3 separate regions of the Mus musculus genome follow, and regions 1 and 2 are each linked to region 3. The links are chromatin loops, found by intact Hi-C in ENCODE. Cell type or tissue: left cerebral cortex. All regions are shown on one strand. Each heading gives the region's core, and the rest is flanking DNA. Links, peaks and the distances in the headings are about the cores only.

What was found. Peaks named below come from ENCODE experiments on the same cell type or tissue, not always from the same donor. Only the 100,000 strongest peaks of a DNase experiment are listed, where the experiment ranks them.
Region 1: it touches region 3 in a loop (3-fold over the local background); 6 of 42 quality-filtered maps call a loop at or near these places.
Region 2: a loop joins it to region 3, with 6 times the contacts of the local background. A loop is called at or near these places in 13 of 42 quality-filtered maps.

Annotation. Positions count from the first base shown.
Region 1 is chr10:109,007,726-109,015,758 of GRCm38, reverse strand. Syt1 (synaptotagmin I) reads left to right here and starts at 4,784. Exons shown (of 11, transcript NM_009306.3): 1 at 4,784-5,183. In left cerebral cortex, for the core only: a CTCF peak has its summit at 4,092; DNase peaks (open chromatin) are centred at 4,148 and 4,760; H3K4me3 peaks cover 1,818 bases; H3K27ac peaks cover 1,725 bases.
Region 2 is chr10:108,730,496-108,738,528 of GRCm38, reverse strand. The region is part of intron 3 of Syt1 (synaptotagmin I); the gene reads left to right. Among named protein-coding and RNA genes, the nearest start is that of Gm5136, 34 kb to the right of the region's middle. In left cerebral cortex, for the core only: a CTCF peak has its summit at 4,361 (motif pointing left); DNase peaks (open chromatin) are centred at 3,076 and 4,334; H3K27ac peaks cover 1,710 bases.
Region 3 is chr10:109,492,317-109,500,349 of GRCm38, reverse strand. No RefSeq gene overlaps it. Among named protein-coding and RNA genes, the nearest start is that of Gm40757, 100 kb to the left of the region's middle. In left cerebral cortex, for the core only: a CTCF peak has its summit at 3,992 (motif pointing right); a DNase peak (open chromatin) is centred at 4,000; H3K27ac peaks cover 680 bases.

The DNA.
Region 1 (8,033 bases), core at 2,899-5,398, 480 kb after region 3:
CCTTTCTTCCTTTCTTCCTTTCTTCCTTTCTTCCTTTCTTCCTTTCTTCCTTTCTTCCTTCCTTCCTTCCTTCCTTCCTTCCTTCCTTCCTTCCTCCCTCCCTCCCTCCCTTCCTCCCTCCCTCTCTCCCTTCCTTCCTTTCTTCTCTTATTATTTACATCTTTATTATTTACATGCATGTGTGCCTGCTAAACTGTATGTATACCCTGCACATGGAGGAACTCATAGAGGCCAAAGGAGGGCTCCAAATCCCCTGGAACTAAAGTGATATGCAGCTGGGAGCTGCCTGACTTTGGGGTTGGGACCAGGACCTGGATCCTCTACAAGAGCAGTGTGACTCTCTTCAGTCTTCAGCAATGCAAGCCATCTTGTCAGTTCCAATTAGAAAGCTCTCATAGTTTTTCAAACTTAGGCAAAGTGTCTTCCTCAATATTGGCTTAAGTAAATGAAATGATAGCAGAAAATCTTCTCTCAGAAACTTTGGGTTGGGGGAGGGGGGGAAGAAAAGAACATAGAAGAATCACTATAAGCAATATAATGGTAAAATAAAGTAGTTAGTAGCCCTTCTTACCCTGTGAGGTGGTAGAAATTAGCACCTTCTTTGAACAGTGTTTCTTAATGTTTGCAAAATCCCTAGACGTATGTGTTTTGCCCATACATTATATACACATGAGAAATAAGCAACACAAGCCTCTCCAAGGCTTGGAGAAATTCTTGCATATCTTTCAAGGCCACACAGCCAATTAGTTCTAAGGTTGGGATTCTACAAAATTCTCAGGCCAGAAAACAAATGCCTAATCAATCCCCTGTCTTAAAAAGAAAAACTCTAGGAAAATGATGAGCTATATCTTAAGAAGCAATGGCAGAAAACGAAGTGAAAGGAAATATATGTTTGAAGAGTTGGTTACTTTTAATTTTTCACAACTCTGAGTAATGCTATTTTTACCAAATTACTGGCTTAACAATTAAGGATGTAAGGTTTAAATCCATGTGAGAGTTCTGATGAACTAGAAATGTCTGTACTATCCACCCAATGTATGTATATTCCACCAAAATGTTAATTTATTTATATCTCTCTTATGCAAATATTTTCTGAGGTCCACAGAAATCCTTGTCTGAGTTTGTGCCTAATGAATTTCTAGTTTCCAAATTCCCTCATTCCCTCTCTTCCCATGAGACACACCTCTGTACTCTGTGAATCGGTCCAGTTTAGTTTCTATTCTGATCTTGTAAGCTAAAAAATGGCAAAGAAATCATTAAAACAGGAAATAGAAAAGTTCAATGATAAAGGAATAGGAAATTTTGACATTGAGACATGGGTTGTGTAAAAAGATTTTTTTTTTAGTTAATAAAAGTAGGGCTTTGTTTATGCATAGAAGCAAAACATTCAAAGGAGAACACAGGTCTGAAAATAACAAGTGATTAAGGAACGAATCAATACCATATACTCAGGAAAGGAGTTGGGTTGATGGTAAAAGAGATAGGAATCCTAAGTAGGAAAGTAGCTATAAGCAGGCTAGTAAAAGTGAAAAAGAACGAGTCAAATTTATTGAACTTTCTTTTTAACAAACAACGGTGTGATGTGAAGATGAGAATTCATACATAGTGTCTTCAATAAGAATATATCTTGGGACTAAGAAGATGCTCAGTCAAGTTCTTACAAGTGTGAGGAGCTGAGTTCAGTCCTTAGCTCCCATGTAATAGCCAAGTGTAATGCTACATGCACTTGTAATTTTAGCACTGGGAAGAGAGAGGCAGAAGGTCTGTGAGGCTCAGTGGCCAGCCAGTAGAACTTAATTGCTGAGTTTCAATTTGTGGTGATTTGAATATGCTTGGCCCATGGGAAGTGGCACTATGAGGAGGTGTGGCCTTGTTGGAATAGGTATGGCCTTGTTGGAAGAAGTGTGTCACTGCATAGGTGGGCTTTGAGGGCTCCTAGTTCTCAAGGTCTACCCAGTGTGGAAGAATCAGTCTCCTGCTGGTTGCCTTCAGATCAAAATGTATTTCTGCCTACACGGTGCCATGCTCCGGATAATGGACTGAGCCTTTGAAACTGTAGCCCAGCCCCAATTAGATGTTTTCCTTTATGAGAGCTGCCTTGATCATGATGTTTCTTCACAACAATGAAACTCCAACTAAGACAGAACTCAAAGAGACTCTGTCAAAGAAGGCAGGTGGCATTCCCAAAGACAATAAGTTTTCCTGAAGATAATAACCCGGTCATCCCTTGGCCTCCATAAGCATATGTTCTTTCACAGACAGACAGGCACACACACACACTTATAAAAACATGATGTTGATACTGTACCAACCAAATAGGACCAGGCAAGGTCTTGAATGAATTCCCAAATGGCTGACAACAATATGAAAATATAAAGGAGAATCAAAAACTTTGGTCCCAAAACAAAACAAACAAACAAACAAACAAAAAACCCAAAAATAAAACAAAACAAAACAACAAAAAATCTTACTTTGTATCCAGTCAGTATATATAAATAATCTTCTTAATATTGATAAGTAAAAATGCTACTAATTCTAAAATTAAGTACAGTGAAATATGCCCAAAGCCTATTTCTTATTATAGGCAGCTGTCCTCTTCAAGAAACACTGAGGGGTGGGGTGGGGGAGTTCTGACATATCCATGTCCCCTAGAATACTTTCCACTGAAGGACACTGTGGGTAGCCTATGATGTGGACAGAAAAAACGAAATTGCCTAAAATGATGATAGACCCAGGGTTTGGAACAGAAATTCAAAAATTCTATATTCCCATTCCATTCATTAACGTGTTCTTCTTTTTTCTACATGTTGCTGTTGGTAACTGGGAAAAATATGTAGCTTTTAAACTAGGAAAAAAACTAAATAGAGAGCAATGTATATTTTTAAAATAAAAATTTCCATTAGGTGGATATTATAATGCTTCTCTCATGCACTCATCTTCATTGGAGAATAAAGACAAATACTCAGTTTTTCTACCTGCTTTTACTCTGACCCACTCCACTCCCCCTTCTCTTCAGGCCTCTCCCCTCCTTGGCCAAACATTTCAAATCAACTTACAATGTCTGTTATCTCCTCTTCTCACCTATGAAACTATTTTCAAATAAGGTTTAGGGGCTTTTTTTGGAAAACCGAAGGTGCATATTACATAAAGTTACAAGTTGAAGGTGTATTATTTTCTTAGTTTACCTCTGATTCTAAATTCTTGATAATGCAAACAAAGCCCAAAACAAAAGGGTTCATGTCCCAGAAGGATACATTTATGTGAAAGTGGCCACCTTTGGGCATATATTCTGAATCTTAATCTTAAACATTATATAAATAGAAGAGATTTAATTACAAACCTGAAGAAATGTGTTACTGTTAATTGAATTCTCTCTACAGTTACCTTTGCACACCAGTGTTAATGAAACTCCAGTTCAAAGTGGATGAGTTTGGGGAATTGCGATCGCTATTTATTTCCTTACCTGAGATGCCAGGATCATCCTGTCAGGAAAATAAAGAGCCCAATTAGGGGAGTGCTCATTTGTGGCTATTGATCAACTTTACAAAAACTGCTAAGATTTCCAAGCAAAACAAGAGGTTCTGAGGGCACTGAGCAAGGTCAAGCGAGTGGGAAAGAAAAAAAAAAATCTCTGTTAGTGACAAGAAAGCATTTCACCTGTGGAGTAAAAGGCTCCTGCCCTTGGGAGCTAGACTCCACCCCAGGGCCAGCCAGCCTGCCCTCCCGTCCAAGCCTCTCAGCCTCCCTGTTTGGCATCTCTCGGTATTACCAAGCTATAAATTGCCCAGGAGCTTAGAGACAATCAGGTCACGGCTGCTCTCACGAGGGAAAAGCTTCTTACTTCCGAGCAGAAGGGTTCAGCTAGGAAGAGGAGGGAGAAAGCCCTTTAGTCCCCCACCGTGCGGGCGGGCAAGGGGTGAAGAGAGACGGAGACAGGGGGGGGGGGGGCGAGCACAAGCCCAAGAAGGTGGAAAAAGCGTGCCTAGCAAGGTCGCACTTGACCCAAGTCTCCAAACTTATTGGTCGCTGCATGGAAACTCCCTGGGCGCTCGCTCCATTGCCTAGCAGCTGCAGCTGGGTGGAGCCTCGCTCCTCCGCCCCACCTATGGATGGACCTTGCATACAGCTCTGGTCCACCACACCCTTCCTGGGCGGTCTCTAGACATCTAGCTGCCCTGACATTATCGGAGCCTGGCTTCCCACTCGAGTTCAGACGGAATGATGTGACTGGTCTCCCAAAGCAAGAAGGACCACCTCTATCTCAGTAGTCCTGCTTCCCCACAACTCCGCGGTGTCAAATGGCCAAAGACAAACTTCTGCCTCTCTCGCGTCCCAGCTCCCACCTTTTCAACCTAGAACTCACACATATCGAAACTCCTAGGATGCTGTGTAGATCTGGGCATGCTCAGTATCAAGGCAGGTTTTGATTGAAAGTTAAAAAAAAGCTTTGTATTAGGCTTGCTTCTTATCCAGTGCTTATGGCTTACTGAACAGGTTGAGGGCATTCCCGAGTCTACCCACCGGGTCTAGAAAATTATCTTTTAGTGTTTTCTCTTTGGGATCTGGTCTCCTCTTAGTTCACCCCACCCCCGCCACTCTCCTAAACCCCTCTCCTCAGGTCCCTGTCCGCTGTGGGGATGGAGAGACTCTAACAGTACTGGGCTGGGCTCCGTTGCCTGAGAGGAGCCACCTATTATCAGTGCTCTCTGATTGGCTCTTCTGAGCAGCGTACCTTGGTTGGAACCAATCAAGAGCCGGGGCCGGGAGATGATGGGCGGCCGCCTCCTCACTGGAGGGATTCCTGGAGAAGCTGCAGTGTGGGGATGCTCTGACCGAGTTCAGCCCCCAGTGTCTTTCCTCCTCCTCCTCCTGCAGCGACAGCATCCGCAGTTAGCAGTGGGCAACTTGAGGCTGTAACCGGGGCAAGCCCCCAGGGTCCTGCTCACCCAACAGGGGGCTCAGGTCCCCGAAGGGGTGTGTGCAGGGCGGGGGCGGCCAGCTGGGACCAGCTGGTGGCCCTAGAAAACCTCACCCACACCCACACCCACACACCCCTTTTGTGTTGCAGGCTGCCCCTCTGAGAGCGGAGGCAGCGAGAGAGTACTCGTGTGCCTCGCACCGGTCCGCGGTGAGAGCAGCGGGGACCAAGACTCGCACCATCTCCCGGTCGGTCCTCGCTCCAGGTAAGGCAGCCCCACTGGCAGCGCGGCCACCTCGGTGGTACCTTGGTACCTCTGCGCTTCAATCTGTCGAAGAGACGTAGGTACACTTGATTTGTGGCGATGGGAGACCTAGGGAGGGATCCCCCCGTAAGCCTATTGTGAGAAATGCAAGACCACAAGTGCATCTCCGGGGAAAGCACTTTGCACAGGGCTGGTGATTCAGAACCAGGAGTTGATGTTGGGCATCCCCCATCTTCTTGCTTCTTCCATTCTCTCCTCTGTCCTCCACCCCCCAGCCCCCTCTCTCCTCCCCCTCCTCCTATTCTAAGCCAGTACAGCCCCCCACCCCCAACGGGGGGTGGAGGATTGTCTTTCTTACAGGGAAGAAGGGCAGTGAAGAAGAGAAAAAAGATTTCTTTCTGTTGGAGGGAGGATAGATTGCAACCCCGTGTGAAAATATGAGTCCAGGAAGGGATGAAACCACACAGGGAATTAAACTGAATGAGAGTAGACAAGGAGACCAGCTTCTGCTCTCAGAAAGGAAGTGTCAAATTTGAATCCATCTCCTCCTTGCAAGAGGCTACAAATGGAACAAAAATAACCCAACACTCCAACCCACTTTCAACTGCTTAATTGCTGCTGCTCTCCTGTGCCTGCTATCAGAATCTTCTTGTTTGCATCTGTCCTGTGGGGCTGACAGTTTGGGATAGCACCTCAGGGTCACTGTCTGAACTTTGAGGGCTTGTTGAGTTTGTAAAAATTAAAACTAGATCATCACCCTCCCGAGATTTACCCAGGTAGCCTTTATAGTGGGAGGGTAATAACATGGGAAGTTTCAAAACCTTTCCAAGTGACACCAGAATTATCAGGAGACTTGACTTTTACTTTGATCTTGCTAATCTGGTTAGCCTCTGTGGACTGTGGACGTGTTGATGTCCACTTCCCTAACCTTAACCCTTTGGTGAAACACAGGAAGTTTAACTTTTGTGTTAAAACTGCTTTTGTGCATGAGATTTCATTTTTTTTTATCTTTTTAAAGGCTGCCTCCACATGTCACTGTCTAGATACTAAATTCAAGTCTCAACACACTCTTTTAATATGAAAACACTAAATAGATATAAAATTGATGTTTCTTCAGTTTTCGTGTTCCCTTCAGGAGGTAGATGTAGGTTCAGTTGACAGGATCCTCTTGGACTAGAGGAAAGTTTAGAAAGTAATGGGAGGAAGATAGTCTCACATTTGAAAGATCTTAAGGGGGAAACATTTCTCTTCTCACATCATGTTAAAAAAGAGAGCCATTGAAACAACTTCCATAACTGTCAGAGAAACAGGTCAAGCACATCGCACTTGTTAGACAGAGTCTTGACAATAGCTTCTGCAATCTCTAATTCCATCATCTCTGATCTAAGCTTTGTTTTCCTATTATTCCTCGGAGACTGATAAGCGATTACCATCAGCTGGGGGGGGGGGGGAGGCGGTAGCGAAGGGAAATATCCAGTTCTATGTAACAGGAGGGCAATGCAACCGGGTTCTGCAGGAGCAAAGCGAAAGCAGGAGATGCTGGTTCCAAGATAAATCTTTCTGATGTATCAGGAGAGACGCCAAGTCGTAGGTTTTTTTTTTCTAAATGCCCATTTGAGATAAGAAGAGGGGGTCTTCCCTTTTTAAGTCTCTCTCAACTCCCACACCAGCCTGGGTACCGCAGGTAGGTCTTTTCAATCACACACCTTTAACTTGTAAGTTTCTACACAAACTTAGGAAAGAACCGACTTCATGTGGCATCAGTGATATTGACTTGTATATTGATAAATATTAATATTGTACATTGTTTTCAAAACCGTTTTCTATTCTTGATCTCACCTACCTTAGCAGACTTCATGCACCTAAGCAAGTGAGCGTGCGCGCGCACACGCGCGCGCGCACACACACACACACACACACACACACACGCACACTCCCCACACCACACACATACACCATATGTATACACTCATACCACTCGTGTAGAGGCACACAGGAGATTTTTCTAAAGCTAGACCTCTAAATGACTTGAAAATGTAGTGTCTCTGCTGAGATCTATGACTTCAGAGGGAACACTTTTTGGGTACAAGGACAAAAGAATAATCACTTAATTACTTCATGTGTGTGTACAGCTGAGTTCACAAGTTTAGACATGAAAAGACATAAAGGAAAGAAGTAGCTTCCCGTGGGGACAAAATAAGATTCTGTTTGCGTGTTTTTGCACTGTACCGGGGAGATGTGAAAACGTGGGCTTGGATTTGTTTGCATGACTCTGTGTAAAATATTAATTCTATCAACTGCGTGTACAGAGATGTTTATGAATGTGAAATTTTTTTCATATACTTCTGAAAAAAATTGAGCCTTCATGTCCTGCAAGTCATATCTAATTGTAAGATGTTATGAACGGATTGAAGACTTTAAATGAATTTAAATGATACAGGAAATTTATGCTCACAATTTTATACACTCCTAATCTTTCCCCTTTAAGATGATGGTATAGTAAGTCTTAGTAATGCTTAAGAGTGGATATGACAATTATAATTTAAGATATGTTTATCAGAACTGAAGGCTGCAACTGTAGAAGGGAAATCCTAGTCCTGAAATACCACATGATAGTAACCAATATTAGTTTCAAACCTTGTGTCTACATAGACAGTGTTAGCTATCCTAGCTGGTTAAATTATTAGGTGGTTCTAATCAGTTTTTTTAAAAAGGAGAAAACGTGCTATTTCCTTTCTCAGATATGCATACTAGACGTGATGCTAACAAAAATAAAACTAGGAAATGGTAGTTTGTCTTAATTTTGTTTGCAAAATGGGCTGTGAGATAAATAAATAAAATGAGGAATGC
Region 2 (8,033 bases), core at 2,899-5,398, 760 kb after region 3:
GAACAAGAAGTGATTAGTCAGCCAGTCACCCATACTTTCAAAGCCCAGAGTGACGCATCCATCTGACAAAGATGACACCTAGCAACAAGCTTCTCTCTTTTTCTCAGAAAACTGCGAGTTCCTTCCGATGAATCATAAATATTTACGAGAGAGGGGATAGCTCTCACATTTCCACTTTACATTTATACTTCAGGTTTTTCTCATATTGTCACTGGTAAGGGACAGTGGTGGTTTGTTACAGTTAGCAAATGTCCTAAAGCTTTTTCATTGAAAGCAGTGTTTGCAATGAGAGCTTCCTTTGTCTTCAGAACTGTTTACACCTGTATGTCATCAAAACGAGGCTCTCAAGGATGACATTTTAAGATCCTAACTGATGACTGTATGCTCAGTATGTGTAAGCTAAAATGAGAGGAAAGACTACTTATCAATGGGTTTGACTTAATTAGCAGATAACATTTTCTCATTTAAGGAGGCCTTGGAGATGATCAGCAACCTCAGTTGGTTTCCCAGTAAGTTTCCCAATAGGCTTCTCACATCCTTTTGGGCCATTAGTTCTCTCGCCTTAAAAGTTTTCAATGTTCTTTTCAAAGCATCTTAAGTCCTTGAGCAGCCATCTTCCCTGTTTGCAGCAATCACCAGTTGCATGCTTTTGTAGATGGGAAATTAAATGGGTTTTCAACAAGGTAGATACTTTTAAATGTGTGTTCCAGTAAATTAGAGATGAATCAGAGGACAATGGGAAGTCTGTGATTTTTTTTCTCCATTTGCAAATTTTCCTATTAAAAAAAAATACCCTTAGATTTCTTTACAGATCTTAACATTGATGCAAGTGATTATGTTGTGATTTAACTAATTAATTCTCATTGTCTCTTTTCACAGTGCTCAGAGTTCACATAGTAGTATTTAGCTTAGGGTCTTGGCATACCAGATTTTAAAATGAACACTCTATGTACTTGTGGGCACTGGAGGATTCCTACAAAATAGATATGTCCCTCACTTCCAGAATTGCAATGTATAAATGGCACCAAGGTATATTAAAAATCTATAGAGATTGTAAGATCCCCTGTAGGAAAAAAAAAAAAAGAGTCCATTTTGTCCTATTTAGCAGTGTGATTATCATGTGAAACTGCGAACAGAACGATTTAGGGCTAGTGAATATCATTTAGTGAACAGAATTTTAACATCACTGAAGAGAAGGTACAAATCAGCGAAGCTTCGAATTCACATGCAAAAGCTGCGAGCGGATTTGACCTATGGGATCAAATCTAACCACAGCTGAACGTGAAAGGGCACCCAGTTAGGATGCACCACACAGACTCCCAAGAAGGGGGTTGATGTGAGCACGGCCATTCTTAAGAAATCTCATTCTTGCTGCTGTTAAAAGTCGCAGGATTAGACTGGAAATACTTGGGTTGCACAGACACCACTGTAGGTAAAGTGGGTTATTCAAGGTAGTTCCTGTTCCGTGTACTTCCTCTCAGAATTCTGTTACTCACCATGAGAGGCTTAATTGGCCTAAAGTATGATCTTCCAAAAGTGGGGATTGGGTAAAAAGACATTGGACTCATAGGCTCTGCAACTGGATTGCCTGAAGCCGGCTCTACCTTGTGTGAGCTTCCTGACATGGAGTGATGACTCCGACATATCACTGGCATCTTTGTCTCCTGTACCTGTTTCAATGAAGAGTTAAATAGCAGCCTGCTGAGCAATCTGTAATCATATCTGACCTATTGTAATTGGCAAATCAATTATAGATATTTTTGTGCTTTCTAGGTTTGAAGAGATCACTTTTTTAAGATACATTAGTTTTTTTAATCCTACAGTTGTGCAGTCCCTTTTGTGTTTCTGTAACAATAGACAAAAATTGCTATAGAAACAGACAAATCCAAAAACAAACTATCAAATTGCCTAATTTGTAAACAGTCATAAACACTTTTAAAAAAAAGATTTATTTATTATATGTAAGTACACTGCAGCTGTCTTCAGACACTCCAGAAGAGGGCATCAGATCTCATTATGGATGGTTGTGAGCCACCATGTGGTTGATGGGATCTGAACTCTGGGCCTTCCGAAGAACAGTCAGTGCTCTTAACCACTGAGCCATCTCTCCAGCCCCAACATTTTTAATTATAAAGTGTGCAACCTTCTTACTGTTTTACATTTTCTTAGGTTTAAAAGAGAAGCGTTTCCAAGTATTGGGACTATCTGACACTGAGTTATTTGGGTTTCATTTCTGGGTATTGTTCCATGTTCCATATCATATACTCTGGAAACTGCTTTACTTTTTTATTCTTTAACATCTGCTTGCTGCTACTCCCTGTGGTCCTCTTTAGTATCTTCCTTATTTCTATTCCTCCCCTCTAAGGACACTAAGGCTGGATTCAGTGGTTGATAAGCATTGGGTTTACAGTTCTAGGTGGTTTTCCCTGCATTGACATCTCAGCTCTGTGACTTTATGCCATGATGCTAACTATGTGTAGTCCAGGAAAGTACCCTGACCACAGAGAGAAGGAGAGGGAATTTGTATCTAGTTAGAAATATTTCCAAAGAACAAAAGTGTGCAGCGTGGAAAGTACCCAAACTTGGAATCTCAGGGGCTTAATTCGGAGAATCTCTATCCTTTCTACTCCAAGGTCCAGGACCAACTGAAAACTAGGTCAAAAAGACGTGCTACTACAAATCAATACAGTGGCTTCTTGGAGCTAGTTGATTATGAAGCTATATGTATAACCCCAGTGAGGTTCTTTGAATTAAGCTTACAGTTCAGACATGGACCAATACCCCAAATGGGCAGAAGGTCTTCCCTGTAAGCATGCTGTACATCCAGCAAAAACAAGCATGTCACCTCTCTGCATACATGCAGATGAGGGTAAGAACAGAAATATTTGAGCAAGCGCATTCAATTCCCTTTTCCAAATTCACCTGTCCTAGCAGCCATCTTTGTTCTGCAGAGGATGTATGGAAGAAGGTAGCCCAAAAGATGTACACTAACACTCCCTTATTTTTTTCTCCTTTAGGGAGTAGAGTGGAAATTTCCCCTTTGGTTGGTTAGATGTGAAGAGAGAATGTTTTCCCATTCTAAAATAGACACCAGCCATACTGTTCAAAGAAAAAGCTCCCAGATGGTTAGAATGAAAGAGAAATACTTCAGAAAGGAGGTGCAACTTGAGAGGAATCGAAGTTAAGACACATGAGATGAAAGGATGAGGAGCCATGAGCAGTCTGGTGGGACGTCCAGGAGAGACATCTGGGAGATTTCCAAGCATCAAAGAGGGTCGGAATGATACTGGAGTGTGCTTGGCAATAAATTTAATAACATTTAAGACATATTTTATGACAGCTAAGAAATAAGAATAAGGCAGACGTGATCATGTGTTTACAATTAGGAAGTATGTACCCTTATGTTAAAAGTGACCTGGTAGTCTATGGTGACATCACACCACAGCAATGATCTATGATGACATCCTACCGTGACAATGGATGTTGTGGAGTTCAGGCATTGATTCTGGCATTTGTGTCGTTAGTGGAATGAGCAGAGATTGAGTAGAACACTAAAGGGGTCAGCAAGAAGGAGGAGAAAGTTGCTCAAGGATAGAAAAAAATAAAGACACTTTTAGGGTATATGATATGGAACATAGAACAAAAACCCAGAAATGAAAGCCACACTACAGAAGTTATATCATGAAAATAAAAATAATGAATTTTAATGGACAAATGACAGAGAGCCTTTAATGGATCTTTAAGACTCTGGAGCTGCTAGCAAAGTATAGTAAGAACCACACCAGAAGTTATTGATGAGGACCTAATAGCATGAAATTAGAAAAAGCAAGTACCTCAAGGAAATGCTTCATATTGTCAAGAGTACTGAGTGACAGTCTGGTGGCGTCTTCTATCTGACCTCAGAGAGAAATGGAGCAGAGCATTTTGAAGAAAGATTTGAGGATTTATTACAATATGTAATCAGATGCAAGATACTGACAAGGTTCAGGTCTGAAACTATGGTAATCAGAAACACTCAGAGTCTAAGAGACCTGGAAAGCAAGATCAATCAGTACAGACAGGGGAAAGAATAGAAGAGGATCTGCAGCAGGGAGCAAGACGATGATGGCTTCACGGTGGGTAGCTGGGAGGAACTACGGACAGTGTGAAAGGTGGCATGATTTAAGCATCTTCAAGCCTTGCCCATGGCATTTTCACTCCACTTGGGATGTTGAAAGGTTGAATCCATTCATTGTGTGAAACTGGGAATTGGTATTGGCATCATCATATTGGAACAAGTTTCTAACACCAACCAAGATTCAAGAGACAGACACAAAGGCTTGCTAAACCTGCCTCATGTAGTCATGATGCCACCCAGTGGTTAGTTTGGTTATTTTATAGGAGCTTGCCCTTGCTCTTTAAGAGTGCTTCCAGTGAATATCCATCAAAGTTTCACACGCTCCCAAGAAAAGTGTTTTATTTTATCTCCAAAACTCACAGAGGAGAGATTCGATTTGCTCTTCACATCTAAGCTAATGGAGTTATACCCAGCTTGTTTTCTATATGTGTTATGCGCTGAAAAACATGATTTAGCCTGTCTTCTATCGAAATTAATGCAATAAGGAACCATGAAATAATAGGGCTTACACTGTACTCAATTTTAGCTCTAATAGAAACACAATGAAAATAACATCTGCGACACAGGCCTGGCTGATCAGAGGAGAGTAATGGATATTTGCTGCCGTGATTTTATTGGTGTTCTGGGTTTGGCCCTTTGCAGGATGCTCATCACTATAGTAACAATGCAATAAATACTTTTAATTTGCCTTATATTCACTTTCCATTTGTCTATAAGGTCATCTGGGCAAGGACAGCTGAGAGACTTTAATATGGCTATCAAGAAAGTAATATAAACTTAACTGCCACTAGAAGGGACCCCACCCCTTTGGAATGTTTTTGAAAGGAAATTTTTTAAGTTTACAATGTCTCTTTAAGAATATATATCATAAAGTAATTGTAGCAATGTCCTTCTTGAGTGACTCAAACTTTTGACAATGTAACTTTCTATTCACACACATACACACACACACACACACACACAGTGTAGAGAGAGAAAGAAATCATGATTTATTTTAAAATCTCATAGTAAATGGCTTTCTGACTTAATTATTTTAATTAATTTCTATGAAGCAAAAGTGAGAATAAGGACTATTTCATTATCTTAACTATCACTTGTTTGTGAAATCACTAAATATTTTAACCATGCTGAAACCAGGAGGCCCCTCAGTTAATTCTCATCAATAAATACAAACACTCATCAAAGCACTCTGGAAGCATCAATATTGACTCTGCTCCTAAGGACCTAGGGGAGAACTGTCCCTTCAGTCAGTGATAGCTTTTCTTTTCTTTTATTTTGGTATTATAATATAATTACATCATTCCTTCAATTTCCTTTTCTCCCTCCAAACCTTCCCATATACTCCTCTTGTTCTCTTTAAATTCATGAATGCTTTTTTCACTATTATAGCATGCATATATATGCATATGCATATATATATGTATGTATGCATATATATATACGTACATACATATATATATAAAACCTGCTTGGTGTGTCTGATATTACTCATATGTATGTTTTTCAGGACTGACCATTTGGTATTGGTATGCTCTTCTCTAGGGAAGACTATTTCTCTCTCTCTCTCTCTCTCTCTCTCTCTCTCTCTCTCTCTCTCTCTCTCTCAGCATCCCGTAATAGCCTGTACTTGTTTGTGAAGGTCAGAGTCTCTTGAGCTTTCCCTTCATCAACTTTGACATATCTGTTGTTGTCCTTGCTCGGGTCATCTTTGACCAGTCAAGTTGATGAGACATTGAGTGTAGCTTCTGACGTTACTAGGTGATACAATGCCATATTAAAGTGCCTGGTCCTCTGGCTCCAACATGGGATGGTAACCCTAAGCGAGCAGTAGTGGCACACATGCCATGGCAGTAACCAACAGTGTGGAGAGGAGTAGTGGCACACATGCCTTGGCAGTAACCAACAGTGTAGAGAAATACTCTCCACCTTATTTCTTAAAATATATTCTATCAATGAACTGAAAGATCACCAATTGATTAGACAGGCTCTCTGCACCCTTATGTGTAACTAGGGTCACAATACCACAGCACTTGGCTTTACCTAAGTGGTAGGGGTCCAAACCTGGATTCTCATATCCCAGTAAGACCACTGTACAGACCATGCCATCCCACTAGCCTTTAGACTTTATAACCACATTTTCCTCACATTTCCTCAGCTTAGCTATATACCTGCCACTATGAAAACAATGTCATGGACATATTTTACTGTATCTGAGAATCCACAAAATGGGATTTTAGAATATCTATACCAATAACACTGCTACTAATAAACCAATAACATCAAGTTTTAAGAGCTTAATTACCCTCCTCTTCCCTTAGTCTCTGCATCACTAAGAGAATTATGTTTAACTCCCTTAAGTGGAAGGAGACCCACTTCATTGCAGAGAGATAAGGATTTATTCTGATTTTATGTCTTCATAGCCCTCTAATTTATGGACCCATCCAAATCTCTCAACCCTCTGACATTTGGTGTTAGTCCCCACCCCAGACATTATGAAACCATTTGCATTATGTATGGTGCTTTATATTGTAGAAGGTATATACTCAGAGTAAAATTTTAGATGACTATTGCCACTTTAGAGAGATAACAGCACTAGAAGGATAGGCAGGCACAAACACATGATATCCTGGGAATCTTTAGCATTTCCTATGGTGTTTCTTTTAGGCCAATCAAGATATAATACACAAAATAATTCATATGATGGAAATTGTGAAGTTGAGATAAGTCTCGGAGATTGATCCTTATCGGTCACAATAGAAGGACTTGAGATACTAATGGCAAAAGTATGGTTAAATGTATATAACATTTTTATTTCTATCAATATTGCACATCTGTACTCTGAAATCCAATCTCCTTTCCTTTACATTTCTTCTAAGGCCCTTTTTGCTCTTCACAGCTTTTCTACACTCTCTATAGATTTCTAGTATTGGTGTGTAAATAATTCATGTAGTCTATGCTAGTTCCCATTCTCAAATAGCTCAGTTTGGCCACCTAAGGTAAGTGACTGGAAGCACTGTAGATCCCCATCATTGGATACCAAAGGCTTTTCATTGCCACTCATGAGGCTCAGCTCCAAACTTTCTAGGTAATGGAAATCACTCCAACGTTCCCGTTACGTTTTCTTACAGTTGATGACCTTGAGAAGAGCAAGGACATTCCAGGTCTGTTCCTAGCAATGCTACTCTTCCTTTCTACGTTTAGCATCCTTATTTCTTTTCTCTTCTAGTTCTCCACTCTCCAAGATGACATAGCTCCTGCCCCCCTCCCAATGTGCTCCCTCCGGAGCTGTGCTCCATAGATCATCTTCTTTTGAATTTATACTGCTTTAATCTTCTGGCAGTTTCTCTTTGTCTGCACGTATTTGTAGGTCTCTCTGTTAAAGCCACTTCTTCCACCTGATGTACTGGAGTTAAGACTTTGTCCTTTCATCTGCTAGATTCTGAAAGGGGTACATTCTACTGAGTAGCCAGTCCCTTGGAATCTAACTTCCAATTGGTAGTAGTTGCCTTTTAAGAGTGTCTATTGTAGGCCAGGTGTGGTGGTGTGCACCTTTAATCCCAGCACTCGGGAGGCAGAGGCAGGTGGATTTCTGAGTTCGAGGCCAGCCTGGTCTACAGAGTGAGTTCCAGATCAACAAGGGCTACACAGAGAAACCCTGTCTCGAAAAACAAAACAAAACAAAAAGAGTATCTAACAAAACAAAACAAAAAGAGTATCTATTGTAAATAATTAATAATATATAATGAAAAAGACTGTCTGGTGATCTTGAACCTCTCACGCTACTAGTCATTTCTGTTTGTCCTCAGACTTTCTATAATATGTGGTAGAATTATGTGCTCTTTTGTTTAAACTTCTGTCCCGTGGTTTTAAGGACATCTTGTTGCTGTAGTTTGCTTCCTGGCTGCTTTTTCTTACT
Region 3 (8,033 bases), core at 2,588-5,087:
CAAAGGTCAGTCCCAACACCTTCTCCAAAGATTTAACACATTGCTTCAGACTATACTTCAAAAATAAACCTCTGAGTCTGTTTTTGAGCAAACACTTATAAAACCTTACTGCCTCTTGAAATTTTTATCTACCGTGAATCCCAGGTTATTTTTTTCTCCAAGTTCCAAGTAATTCCAATACTTAAATTTGAAACAACAACCACCAAAAATGGAAAATAATTTGTTCCTTGAAACTGTCACGGGCATGCTCGCTGTTTCTTCCCCACTCTTCCCATCTCTCTCCATGTCTGCCGACCCCATCTCTCTCGTTCTCTTTCTCATCCCTGTTCTGAAACCCTATGCACCACACGCTCAGCTCACAGCTAAGAAAAGACACTAATTTCAAAATCCTAGTCATGTGCTAGGTATAAGTGCAGGCCAGCAAGGCTGTGGCTGTGCACTCAGGGAATACTAAGCTTATGAGGTTTAGTAATAGAGGTATTGTGATTTTATTTTGAATATAGCAGGAATGGGGAAAATTGCACTTACCCTGCAGGGTGTGGCCACTCCTAAAACAGACTGACGGTCATGTGGATCCATCTCCAGCTCTAGTAACTTTAAGCTCTTTATCTCTAAGTACCAAGGATTTCTTCTCCAGAAAAAAACTTAGAGGAGAGATTTATTTTTCCTTCCTTCTCTTTTTCTTACGATTTTGTTGTGTGCCTCAGAATAGGTTTGCTTTCTATCCCTACAGTCATTCTGTGCTCCAGTCTATACCTAACTAGACTTCTCTAATACTTAAGAAGGCAGAATGAAGCTGAAGGGTATACTGAGTAAACCTGGTCTCCCATTTTCCTCCACACATGTTCTAGACCCATCATTATTATTAACATAGACTTAAATAGAAAACATCAAAAAAGTAATATAGTTAGGATACGCTTCACCTCCTTATATGTTTCCTTAAGTCATCCATAAAATACGTAAAAAGTTTGCTGGAGCCTCACCCCTACTCTGTTCTCTTAAAGGCCAAGCAGTGCATTTTTACTACATTGCCCAGCTACTACTTAGCATTATGATGATGTGACTTCATTCTGGAGAGGGATTTGGACAAAGGGACATACCCTTCACTGTGGCTACAAGAAATATTTGTCTCCCCCCTCCCCCCATAACTTCTGCTGTAGCTGAGATTCAGACATACTGCAGGAAGCTGGGGTAGCTATTTGTACCACTGTGTAGACATCACATTTAGAAAATGGCAGGACAAGGTAACTGAATGAATCTGGCACCCTAGTGACTAGCATCTCCATGTCACCCTTGGACCTCTAGCTGACTTATGATTAATAGATAAACAGCTCTTTTGGTTAAACCTTCCATCATTTTGTATTCTCTATGACCATGTTGAATGGAATAGGGTGATAGCAGCAATACCCACCAGTAGTCTGCTGCCTTAATTATGAGGTGGCAGGGAATGAAGACAGTGTATTGGGACTGGAAAGCTCTTGATCATAAGAATGTAATGGTAAAACAATGTTCTAAAATGTCTTAAAGAGAATACACAGGAACCCATTTTTCCAACCAAAACAGTGCTCTTATATCCTTGTTGCATATTGGTTGCCTTATTTTATATTGTTATTATTTTTTTTAACCATGATGCATACATAATCTTACCAAAGAAATGCAGTCAACTCAGATCCAGCCTCTGGAGAGGAGAACTGGAGAGAGAATGAGGTTCTGGCAAGGCAGGCTGTTGTTTCTTCTGCTTGTGAGCCAAATTGACTGAGAGTCTTATAATTCAAGGCCACAGTAAATCAGTCCTGACAGAAACCAAAGACTCTGTGCCCCAACCGAGGCAGTGATAAAATGAGTCTCTACATCAAGAAACAGTCTTAGGAGGAGATAAGACTGGACAAAGCCATTAAGACTACCAGACAAGGGGAGCCAGCCAACTGGGATACATTAGATTACGGATGCTGCCTTTCTACTGAAGCCAATTGTTTTATTTCTCCTTAAGGGAGTCACTATTAAATCGGGCAAGAGGGTGATTGAAAGAGCACAAAAAGAAAGTAAACAAAAGATCAGAGTTTCCAGGCTAAAAGGAGACATAGTGTTGAGAACTTTTTATTTGTCTGCAGCCAGAATGGATGTAACTAGAACCCAGGGGCCTACTAAATGTTTGTCATGGCACAGGATTGCTAAACATACTGTGGGCCAGGCTTCAACAAGTCTTCCATGGCCTACTCTTTGTGAACTTGCACCAGGAAAGAGCCTGCCAACACTCCGCAGCTTCCAATTGAGTAGTGTTCTTCAAAATCTGTTTCTTCTGAGACCATGGAGATAAGAATCCTATAAAAACACACTGAAAGGCAAGGCACACATTCATAGGATTGTGGCCAAGGATTTATATTCCCGATTATATATTCAAGAGACTTCATGTTGCTTGACATAAGGGCTTACTCTTGGGCAGTGCCAATGACTTCAGTCTACTCTTTTGTCTTTTCTTCTTTTTACATAGTTGTGTTGTCTAATGTTTCTTTCTGGTCCCTCATTGTGCTCTGTATTAGGTTGGCCAGTCAGAGACAAACACTTGATTAGATGGACACCAAGAAACCTTGGCTGTTTCCTACACCTTGGGATAAGGCACTTGGGGATTCCATTTTTTTAGAGGGTATTTGGGACTTCCAAATTTCAGTGCAAGTCACGATGACTTCATTCTAGCTTATATAATAAAATTATTAAATCTTTTAGAATAAAAAGGTTGTAACAGTGATAGATAGGTCCATAAATGAATGATGCCAGGTATGATGGCACTCCTGTAGAAGATAGAATTGAGAGATTCATGCGAACCTGAGTTCAAGCCTACCCTGTGCTACATAGCAAATTCAAGGCCAGCTTCGCCTATCTACATAAGATACTATCAGTCTTCAATAACTAAGGGCTGTGGATATAGCTCAGTGGTAGAGGCCACAGAAGCTCAAGGATCTGGGTTGGATTCCTAGCATTAAACAAGAAAAGGGATGTTATTATTTGCATTACAGCAAGTGTATTAAATTAGCAGCAAAGAAAAGTACTCATCCTAAAAACTACTTGTCCACATGTTATTGATTATTTTGGAAAGCTCTGGCTTCTTTCTATCTCCCAAATAACACAGTGATTTGTTGCTTTACTAAGCAGAGGTCAAATTAATGTGAATAGGATTTCATGCCTTACAGTGATATTTACTTATCGACTATTCTTTCTCCAACTTCCTTCTGTGCATTGTGAAAGAAATGTAAAAAAAAAAAAAAAAAAAAAAAAAAAAAGACTAAAGGAATACACTGAACTCTAAAGAAAGAACAAAAATCAATTGGTTCTACTTGCTTTTCCACCGTAATGTCTTATTTATTTGCCTTCCACCAAAGGAATGTGTATATTAGAATCTCCATCCCCATGCTGGTGTTGACTCACTTGTATGTCTGTTTTTCTTCTGCCAGACTGGGTGAAATGCTGTTATAAGGAAGGGAAACACTTAGGTTGTATTGATGGAAACTGGATTTTGCAGAGAAAATGAAAGATATACTGTTCCAAATGAGAGACTTGTGACCCTTACTGTATTGCTAACAGCTCCTTTGCCAGTGAAGATTGTAGAGATATCAGATAGTCCATTTTGCCTTTTCACAATGACTCTCAATGGTAAAGGAGTGCGCTGGAATTTTTTTTAAGCTGATATCCTAACTTAAAGGAAATAAACAGTCAACAATAAAAGAAAAGTGATCTGTCATCATGACAGAACCCTATTTGGAAAGTAAGGTCTATGTACGTACGTGCGTTCGTGCGTGCATGCGTGCACGCGCGCGCGTGTGTGTGTGGGTGTATGTGTGTGTGGGTGTTAATTTGTTGAAATGACCCACAGTCTTGTATAGGCTTTCATACTGCACCTTACAAACAGTCCTATTGCTTCTGGAGTCTTCTGACTCCTGGAATCCTGCCCTCTGTTTCAGCTGACAGAAAATGCATTGTTAAAGTTTTATCCCCCAGATGGCAGCACTGCATTCTGTGTTTAGAAGGTTCTGGTCTAGTTAGTGTTTGTGAGAAAGGCGATGTAGGCGATGCAGGCTATGCAGACTTGTCTCTGACACATCTAATGTTATGGTTCTTTTTTGTGGAGGACATATACCCCAGTTCTAACGAAACAAGACTTGTGTAATCAGAGACAAATAATCCATACTACAGTGAACAGAACAGCAGTCTACTGCTACTCATAGAGCAAGGCCTCTAATTAACAGCAATGAATCCAGGGATTTGAAGTGAGCGAATATAATTCTCGGAGTTCTTTTAAAAGATCAGAGAAAGAAATGACCTCTGTTTTTAATTTTTATTTTTAGATGCAATTTTATAGGACTTTGAAAATATTTCCAAAGTGGAAGAATATTCAGTAACTGTTGACAAATTATTTTCTATAAGATACAAATGAAATGAACTGCAGACGATGGATAATAATAGGGGTGCTAAGGGTTGCTTCTGAGACACATAAAAATGAACAGCGTAGTTTCCTGGTGTGAGCATGAAGAGAAACCAGTGAGGAGATCACATCACTGCCTATGAAGCAAATCTAGCAGAACCATTTAGACTAAAACACCATCTACTTAGGTGAATGATGGTCAAAGAAATTGGAATGACACCTTAAATCTCCCCTACATGCCAGACAAACTATAGATTTAATATACTAATACACAAATGTATATTATTTACATGGAGGGATTAATTGTTTTTAATGAAATCAATGTACTGGAAGTAAAAAGAGGAAAATAAAGATTTTCATGGAAATATGAAAGATTTTGTTCTGACAGGTTTTAGAATACATACAGTTTCATGCTCTGAGAAACTCTTTATTTTCCAGTCTAATAAAATCTTTTCTTTCCTTGTCCCATTTTCACATCTGGAAAGAAAAATGATTCATATCATAGAGACATTTTAATTCAAAATGCAGAGTTTGGGTTATTTTATTTGATCTGATGTTGACAAATAGGCTGGCCACTTGTGCACAGGTAGACATATGAGTACTCCATTGTGATATAAAATATGTATTCTTCTACAGTTATTGTTATAGCACTGCCACCAACCAGTTCCGTTAAAATGTGTCTATGCACTATGACCCATAGGTCCTTACTGCTTGGGAGACAAAGACAATTAAGAAGTACTTGATTTCAGTGAGTGAATACTATTGTTGTCAAGATCAACTGAATTGACAATTGGCAACAGAATTTGTTAAAGGTAGAATGGGAATGACAGTAGGCTCTGAAGTCAAGGACATAGGATGAAAGTCATGACACTAGTTCCTAATATTTCTGTGGTTTTAAGCAGATCTTTCTGTGTGTCTTTGCAAAATAGATGGTGTGGTGGTTTAAAAGAAAACAAACCCCATGGGGCCCATAGGGTGTGGCACTATTAGAAGGAGTAGCCTTGTTGGGACAGGTGTGGCCTTGTTAGAGGAACAACTAGGGGTGGGATTTGAGATTTCAGAAGATCAAACTATGTCCAGTGTCATTCTCATTCTGCTGCTGCCAATCTGGAATAGAACTCTTAGCTACTTCTCTAGCACCATGTCTGCCTGCATGCTACCATGCCATGACAATAAAAGGTTAAATCCCTGAGCTGTAAGCCAGCCCCAGTGAAATGTTTTTCTTTATAAGAGTTATCATGGTCATGGTGTTTCTTCACAGCAATAGGTAGATAGGAACAGGAATATGTACCTATAGATTCTTTAAAAATATAATCAGCTTCATGAGAGAAGTTCTTGGCATATTGCAGATTCATTAAGGCATAACAAAGCAAAACAGTGAAAATACTAGGACTCAGAAATGGAAAAATTCAATAAAAGAAGAAACACTGGAGATAGCCTTTAAAAATCCCTTTTAAAGTTTATCAATGATGTATAAAGGAAGGTAGATAGAAAGGGCACTTTGAACTCACAAAACAACACATCAAATTTTAAGGACGGAGGCAGGATCTCACTGTACTTGCAAACAGAGTCAAAACATAAGAGAATGTAGGTCCAGATATCTATGTAAATGGAATTTCTACTGGGCTAATAAGGAGATATAACTTAATAGGAAAATATGGGAACTCACTGGATATATTTTCCTCACAGGGTGGATAGTGAGATTTATGTTGTAAACGTAGCACTCTGGTAGCTCTAGGAGAGAAAAATCGAGTGAAGGGGGAACTAGAGACAGGGAGATTAAAGACGAGAAGGAAAACACAATGCAGAACAATGGGGGTAATTGATCATTGCTCAAAAATGATCAGTTGGCTTGCCAACCAACTTTAAAATTGTATTATATACATAAAATGCTTTTCAAAGGCCTATAAATTTTTACTTATGTTTCCTATCTGCATACAGAATCTCATTTCATCTTCGTACAAATAAAGAATTTCAGACAGTTTAAAACTTCACTACAAAATTAGCCCCATTAATCCATAAGTTCTCTCCCCATTTTTCTGAATACCCTAAATGCAAGCATAGAGGAAATCTCCCTTTCTTATAACTGCATCAGATGTCGAGGACCATAAACTCCTGAAGGTTTACGTGGGGAACAGTCCAGTTAGTTCTTAATGACCTGCCTCTCATCAATGCGAAAACTGGCCAGTCCTACATTAAGTCAAACTATTTGAACTTCGTTCTTCTCCCTTCCATTTATCAAAGTCAGGGAGAGGTCTTTGGTTAACTAAAAGCCCTTGAAAATGACAAAAACAAAAATGTGTTTTCTAACAGGAAAAAAAAATTGCTCAGTAGTTAGGATAGCAACTCTTTCCCCCAATTGCTGTCGTGGAAGAGCACCTTGGCTTATTGAACTGACACACTAAAATCGGACCTCGTCAAGCTTAATTAGAATAACCTTAATTATGAGTCCGTGGAGAAAAGGCAACAAAAGACTTTGATTTAAGATCCATTATCAGAACTTTCCTAAATCCCAGAAGCACCAGTCAAAGGATATATTTCTTTTTAAAAATATTTTTATTACTTGAAACTTGCACACATGAATAAAATACATCTTGTGCATCCCCAACCCCAGCACAAACTTCCTGACTCTTCACATGAACCCTACCTACACATCTTTCCTCCTTCATGTCCAATCACAATCTATTCCTGTGTTTCTTTACTCCTCAGTTGGGTGAGTTAAAATAGTGCTGCTGTATCCATATAGGTTACAGGTGGCGTTTTCTCAGTGGGATAGCTAACTTACCACCATCTACCACTACAAAGAAAAAATAAGTCTCTCTTTTCCAGAGCCATCAACTACTAACAGCTCCTCAGTTAAGAGTAGAGCCAGGTAGCCTCTCTCCACCCATCCTAGAATTTATAACTGGCTTATCTTGCACAGGTCTTTTGATGGCAATCCCAGCTGCGATGGATCACCTGTGCAGTAGCTTGTCTGGTCCAGGGGACAGCATTCTCCAGGACACTCTCCATCCTTGAGCCCTTACCTTTTCCTATGATATTCCCTGAAGTTTAACAAATGAGGGAGGAGAGTTGATACAGATGTCCCATATATGGCTGAGTACTCACAATTGCCTAAAATTCATCTTTTGGGTAGCCTATAGAACTCAGTTGAGCTGCTGGGGTTAAAAAAGAAAAGAAAAGAAAATGGACAAGGAGAGGAAAAACTAAAGAGGGGGGAAGGGAGGGGGACTTATTAGTTAAAAACTACAACAGAAAACTTAAAAGAAAACTAGCCTGTTTGAATGCATTTTTATTTCTCTATATTTTTATGGTATCTTTCTGGGAACAATGACTGGGTATTTTATCTGGCATTTTATCTCCTTCTACTTGTATGTGACCCGAACACTCTCTAAACATGTAAACTGTCAGCCACAATTGCAGAGGTCAGGGACACTAGGTGTGCTGAGGTCACTAGAACACAGCCCAGCAAAAGTGAATCGTTAACTTTACAAAATTAACTTGAGACGGACCATCATGTAAGTAGATATGACTCTAGGGACTTTATCGGTCATAGAGTACCTATATGTATATTATTTTTTAAAAGATCTCTGACTTTGGAGTTTTAGGTTATTTT